Regions from separate parts of the Homo sapiens genome. Here region 2 is linked to region 1. Evidence: read pairs that join two places in POLR2A ChIA-PET (ENCODE). Cell type or tissue: PC-9. All regions are shown on one strand. Links, peaks and the distances in the headings refer to the core of each region. The heading gives the core; the rest is flanking DNA. Region 1 overlaps NOCT (nocturnin). Region 2 overlaps MAML3 (mastermind like transcriptional coactivator 3).

The links. Peaks named below come from ENCODE experiments on the same cell type or tissue, not always from the same donor. Only the 100,000 strongest peaks of a DNase experiment are listed, where the experiment ranks them.
Region 2: POLR2A ChIA-PET joins it to region 1 with 10 read pairs; 2 of 35 experiments call an interaction of 5 or more read pairs at or near these places.

Annotation. Positions count from the first base shown.
Region 1 is chr4:139,019,617-139,022,534 of GRCh38, reverse strand. All of the region lies in intron 1 of NOCT (nocturnin), which reads right to left. Among named protein-coding and RNA genes, the nearest start is that of NOCT, 5.3 kb to the right of the region's middle. In PC-9, for the core only: no CTCF peak of the experiment used is centred there; no DNase peak of the experiment used is centred there.
Region 2 is chr4:140,059,336-140,062,253 of GRCh38, reverse strand. The region is part of intron 1 of MAML3 (mastermind like transcriptional coactivator 3); the gene reads left to right. All of the region lies in intron 1 of LOC124900783 (a long non-coding RNA gene), which reads right to left. Among named protein-coding and RNA genes, the nearest start is that of MAML3-AS1, 67 kb to the left of the region's middle. In PC-9, for the core only: no CTCF peak of the experiment used is centred there; no DNase peak of the experiment used is centred there; H3K27ac peaks cover 1,237 bases.

The DNA of each region.
Region 1 (2,918 bases), core at 122-2,621:
CAGAATCAGCAGATGCTCAGGCCCCACTTGGAGATATTAAAATCCAGAAGATCTGAATGGGACCCACGCATTTTTTTATATACTGGAAGGAGAAAAAAATTGTTATAAGGACATTCAAATTGGATGGTACCAATTTTGTTTAGCCTTCTTTCCCCTGGGCACTGTTGCCCACATACCTGACACTGAATTCTTGCTAAGTATTAATATATGATTCAAGTGTTGCTTTGAGGCCACATAGATACAGAGGACAGCTAAGGTTTTCACTTGAGGTCTCACTCCCTCCGTGGGAAGGCTGATTTTCTCCCATTCTAAGAATAACAATAAATAAAAAGTATCTTAGCTGCTTTCCGTGGAAGTCCAAACAGGTTTACTATGAGGCTAAACGCCCAGGCACACTGTCCTTCAAATTTCTAATTATCTACTGAAGTATAACCACCACTTAAGTGGCTATCAAAGCCCTATAAACTCTAATTAGTGGCCGGGCGTGGTGGCTCACACCTGTAATCCCAGCACTCTGGGAGGCCAAGGCGGGTGTATCACCTGAGGTCAGGAGTTCGAGAGGAGCCTGACCAACATGGTGAAACCCTGTCTCTACTAAATACAAAAAAATTAGCCGGGCATGGTGGCGCATGCCTGTAGTCCCAGCTACTTGGGAGGCTGAGGCAGGAGAATTGCTTGAACCCGGGAGGCACAGGTTGCAGTGAGCCAAGATTGCGCCACTGCACTCCAGCCTGGGCAACAAGAGCAAAACTGTCTAAAAAAAAAAAAAACCAGAAAAACTGTAATTAGTCACCAGTGACTCCTGACAGCAAATACAGACGCTGTATCTCCCTTCCTAACTCCAAGAAGCCAGAACACAATTACCTCACTTTTCTTTTAGTAAACATCATAGAAACCTCATTTTACTCTAAGTTGTGACTTAGAGTGACTACATGGATACACTCCCATTACAACCTCAGTCTCAAGTTTCCTCTCACTGAACTTTCATTAATATGCAAATTTCTTCCCTTTTTTTTTTCTTTGAGAGTAGCTGGGATTACAGGTGCGTGCCACCACGCCCAGCTCATTTTGTATTTTTAGTAGAAATGGGGTTTCTCCATGTTGGTCAGGCTGGTCTCGAACTCCCGACCTCAGGTGATCCGCCTGCCTTGGCCTCCCAAAGTGCTGGGATTACAGGCTTGAGCCACTGTGCCCGGCCCTGGAATTTCTTCCCTTTCTTAAAAGCTGCTTTTGGCGGGGCGTGATGGCTCATGCCTGTAATCTCAGCACTTTTGGATGGCTGAGGCGGGAGGATTGCTTGAGCCCAGGATTTCGAGACCAGCCTGGGCAACACGGCAAAACCCGTCTCGACAAAATATACAATTTTTTAAAGCTGCTTTTTTCGGGGGTCAATGTTCTTTCTCAGGGGTCTCTTGAACTGCCTTAGGCCCCAAGCTCAAAGATCCTTTTTTTTTTTTTTTTTTTGAGACAGAGTATTGCTCCTACTGTCGCCCAGGCTGGAGTGCAATGGCGCAATCTCGGCTCACTGATACCTCCGCCTCCTGGGTTCAAGTGATTCTCCTGCCTCAGTTTCCGAAGCAGCTGGGATGTACAGGTGTGCACCACCACACTTGGCTATTTTTTTTCTAATGTAAGTAGAGACAGGGTTTCACCATGTTGCCCAGGCTGGTCTTGAATGCCTCAGTTCAAGTGATCCGCACCTCGGCCTCCCAAAGTGCTGGGATTACAGGCGTGAACCACTGTGCCCGGCCAGACCAAAGGTCTTAAGGCTCTTCCAGAATCCTCTCCAGAGCTTCTCAAGCTTTCCAGGAATAAGTACCTTTGGGGAAAGGAGGGGCAGAGCTCATAAATACTCCCTAATCTTTTTGGAAGAATCCCCTGAGGCACTTGTTAAATATGCACTCCACCGGGCTTCTCCACAGGAAACTGATCAAGCAGAGGGCTGAAAGGCCAGAAATCTGCATTTTAACAACTGTCCCAAATGATTCTGCCTCTACCCCTTTTCCTAAGATGCTTGCCACAGCTCCTGCATGCGAGCGCCACCTTCTTCCAGGCATTGTGTGTGTGGTCTTCTCTGCCTGCCCCCACCACCCCGCAAACTGTCCCCTTCCAAAACACCCTCCTTTTTCACCTATTAGAAGCAAAGCATTTCTTGACAAATTCAGCCACACTGATTTCTTTCTTCTCAACTCCCACTGCAATTAGTCATGTCACCTTTTACATGTACTATTCAATAAAGCTTGTGGATAAATTGCTATCAATTGATCTTATTCATTTGTTCTAGGTAAAGTCTAGTGTTGAGACAGCAAGCAAGGTTAAATGATTTACAAATGTTAAGTGTGTGGAATGTGAATCTGGAGCCATGGTTATTAACCCCAAAGAACCCCAGTTCACCATGTTTAAACTGTTGCCATTGAATGCTAACAGAAAAATCATACATTAGTTTTCCCACAAGGAAAGCAATTTATTCCATAGCAGCTTGATAATGACAAGCTTTCCCGTTTCTTCTCTCTCATAAGCAGTTTACTCACATAGTTAAAGGACATATTAAATAAAGCTGCCTTCTCAAATGAGCTGGTGGCATTTGCCTATAAATTGTACCATGAAAAAAAGCAAATGTTCTAATGGTAGAGAACAGTAGTTCAGCCAGCTCTTCATTCTCTGAGGAGGAGGGATGTGGAGGATAGCATTTATAAATCCACAGATGACTTCCAACTGCGTTTCATCCAGTACAGTAACTGTGGCAACTGCTACTTCTTAGGGGGGCTGCTATCCTTGAGAAAAGAAAGCCAAACACCGAGATCATCCCTAGGGTCACCTTTTAATTCTAACAACCTGGAATCTGATAACTCCAAAGGGACTGTACTTATCTTCCCAATAACTACCAATTGCCAAGGGGCATAAGTTATGCAGGAACT
Region 2 (2,918 bases), core at 227-2,726, 1.0 Mb before region 1:
AATTTTGTTCATGTTCTCTGCTTAAGAAGGCAAAAGGGTCTGAAGGTATGTTACTCAAAATAATTTTTTAAAAAAACCTTTTTCAGTGTGTGAGGAGGGAAACTTTGAACTATCCAGAAGAGAGATTGCTGTCCACAGTGATGCGTCATCTGAGGCTCCTAAGTAACCAAGTCTGCTGGGTGTTGTTATAATGGGGGCGGGAGGTATCTGTTCCTACTTGACAATGCTATTTATGGTTTTTTGGAGGTATTTGTGTTGGGGATTGCTGTACATTCTCCTCCTTTCTTAGTGACTTTCTAGACAAAAAGACTTCAGAAACAGATGTTTTTTTCTGCCACACCAACTGTCTGATTCAATGTAGCTCTCATAAATAGTTGAGTTTGTTTCAGTAACAATGTCAAAACACTGGGCTCTGTGGCAGTTGCATATACAGGCACCATATTGTCATTCTCTTCTCAGTTCCTTTTGCCAGTTAGTGGTAATTTCTGCCAACACCAAATGAAGTCTAAGTAACAAGCTTTGGACTAAGGTGACCGCTTCTGAGAGAAGCAACAGCCTTCCTCATGAAAACCATTTCCATTCTGAACATCATATTTTCTTATTTTTCATTAAATAGGTGAAAACTATGTCTAGGTTGGCACAAATTTTTACTGGCCAAGGTTGTATTTTAGTAACTGCATGCAAACTTGGTCTTGTTACTTGCCTTGAGTTGACGTACTGGAATTCTTGCATCATGGTGAACTTTGATCATTGTTTTGATTACAGAAATCCTTCAGAATTCTTTCATACCAGAACTTCTAAGAACAGCATTTTGTTTCCTGCCAATCTTAGCTGTGCTAGATTGCTGTCTTCCTCCTGTATCAGAGGCAGTATGTTTTTTGACTAGACAGTGAATGCAGTCTCCCATATCGTAGTTAGGAGGTTACTTTCATTAGGCAGATCTCTCTCTCTGATAAATCTCCTTGGTGCACTGAACTGTTTAACTTACTTAGGGACTGTGTTTTCTTTTGAGTCCGATTCCTGTAAAAAGCGATGACTGTTCCCAGGGTGTTCACTGAAAAATGAAATACGGCTCTAGGATTTGGTGCTGGTGGCTGAGGGAACAGGAAAAATAAAGGGAAGATGAGTAGAGCTTTGACAATCCAATTCTGCTTGTGGGGACCACGTAGAAGTCCACATCAAACGTGCGTGCCTTTTTGTCACTCCTGACTGTATAAAACCTGAGCCATCATATTTCTTCATGGTAACTTGGAATGAAAACAAAGATTTCTGGGGCTCCAGTTGCTGCTTTTCCCTTCCTATTTAACTTAGCAGATGATGCTCTGCTGAATTTCAGCTAGAACCTGGGCCCTGTGACTGAAATCCAATGGCATATGTATGTAGATTTCCACTATTATATGTGGTCACGCTGATTGTTATATTAATATCGTAATTAGGAATAGGTCAAACATTTTACTTTTATATGAATAACAAAATATTCAATACCTGTATTTAAATGAATTCTAGAATATTTGAGGGCATCAGAATATCATTTATAATAGTGACATTTTACTTAGGCAATGGTTATTCAAACACTATTTTATAACATTAATAAAGGATCTGACACTCTTTGTAGGAGAAATCCGTAAAATAAGCAAGACTGTTAACTTTCCTTTTAATTTAGTGTCTGTCTTTGAAATGGCATTCTATGCATTTGCTGTGACTAGACATGCCCTGTTCAAAGATCTAATGCCCTGTTCAAAGAAATTCTTATAATGTTTTTCAGAACTGTGTTACTGAGCTGTATTGGGGAAGCATATTGGGGGTTAAATTAAGAGAACTTAGCCCATCTTGATTCACAGGCCTGACTTTGATTTCAGGCTTGTGACTTTTTTTTTTTTTTTTTTTTGAGACAGAGTCTTACTCTGTCGCCCAGGCTGGAGTGCAACGGCACGATCTCAGCTCACTGCAACCTCCCCCTCCCGGGTTCAAGCAATTCTCCTGCCTCAGCCTCCTGAGTAGCTGGGATTACAGGCACCCGCCACCACACTCGGCTAATTTTTGTATTTTTAATAGAGACTGGGTTTCACCGTGTTGACCAGGCTTGTCTCGAACTCCTGACTTCAGGTGATCCACCCGCCTCAGCCTCCCAAAGTGCTGGGATTACAGGCGTGAGCCACTGCGCCCAGCCTAGGCTTGTAGCTTCTAATGGCTCTATTGTTCCTTTGTTTTGATGTCCTTGCAAACCCCAGCTAAACTTTTCTAGACCTTTATTAATTGAAATAAAAATAGATATTCTATCATATATATCACATCATATCAAAAATTGGGGATCTTTTGACTTTCATATATCATAATTATTTTGTTGGAGAAAAACATTTTTGCCAATGCTTTAGATGCCTTTTGCTGTTCTTTTTGAAAAAGATGCATATTTGATTTTGCCATTATAATGCTATAGAAACCCTGACAATTTCTGCAAAACTAACAAATCCTTTAATTTTTTCCTATATCTTATCTTGGTCTTTAGCTCTTGTAGACACACTTAAAATTATATAGGTCAGTTTTCACCCCAGCCTCCTCTCAGTGAGGAATATGCTAATATGAATTTATGAAATTTGACCTATATCAGACTATCTTCTGGCCTAGATGTGGTAATTCCTTTCTTGACATTCAGCCATTTCTTTATGCATTTCTTTTATGAGTTTTTAAAATAATAAGTATTTTTAAAATCTCCTTAATAATCAGATAATGAGAATGTCAGAGCATTTCTTTTCACCTTTGCCCTAAATCATCCTCAGTCAGCAGCTGTTCCTGAGCACATTCCTTAGGAACTGGGTGTTATCAGATGTTTGAAACTTTTCCATCCATAAGTCTGTGTACAGTAAAGAGAAGTGATTTCCTTCAGGGAAAGGAACACCCTCCCTGCCAGCAGGCATTGC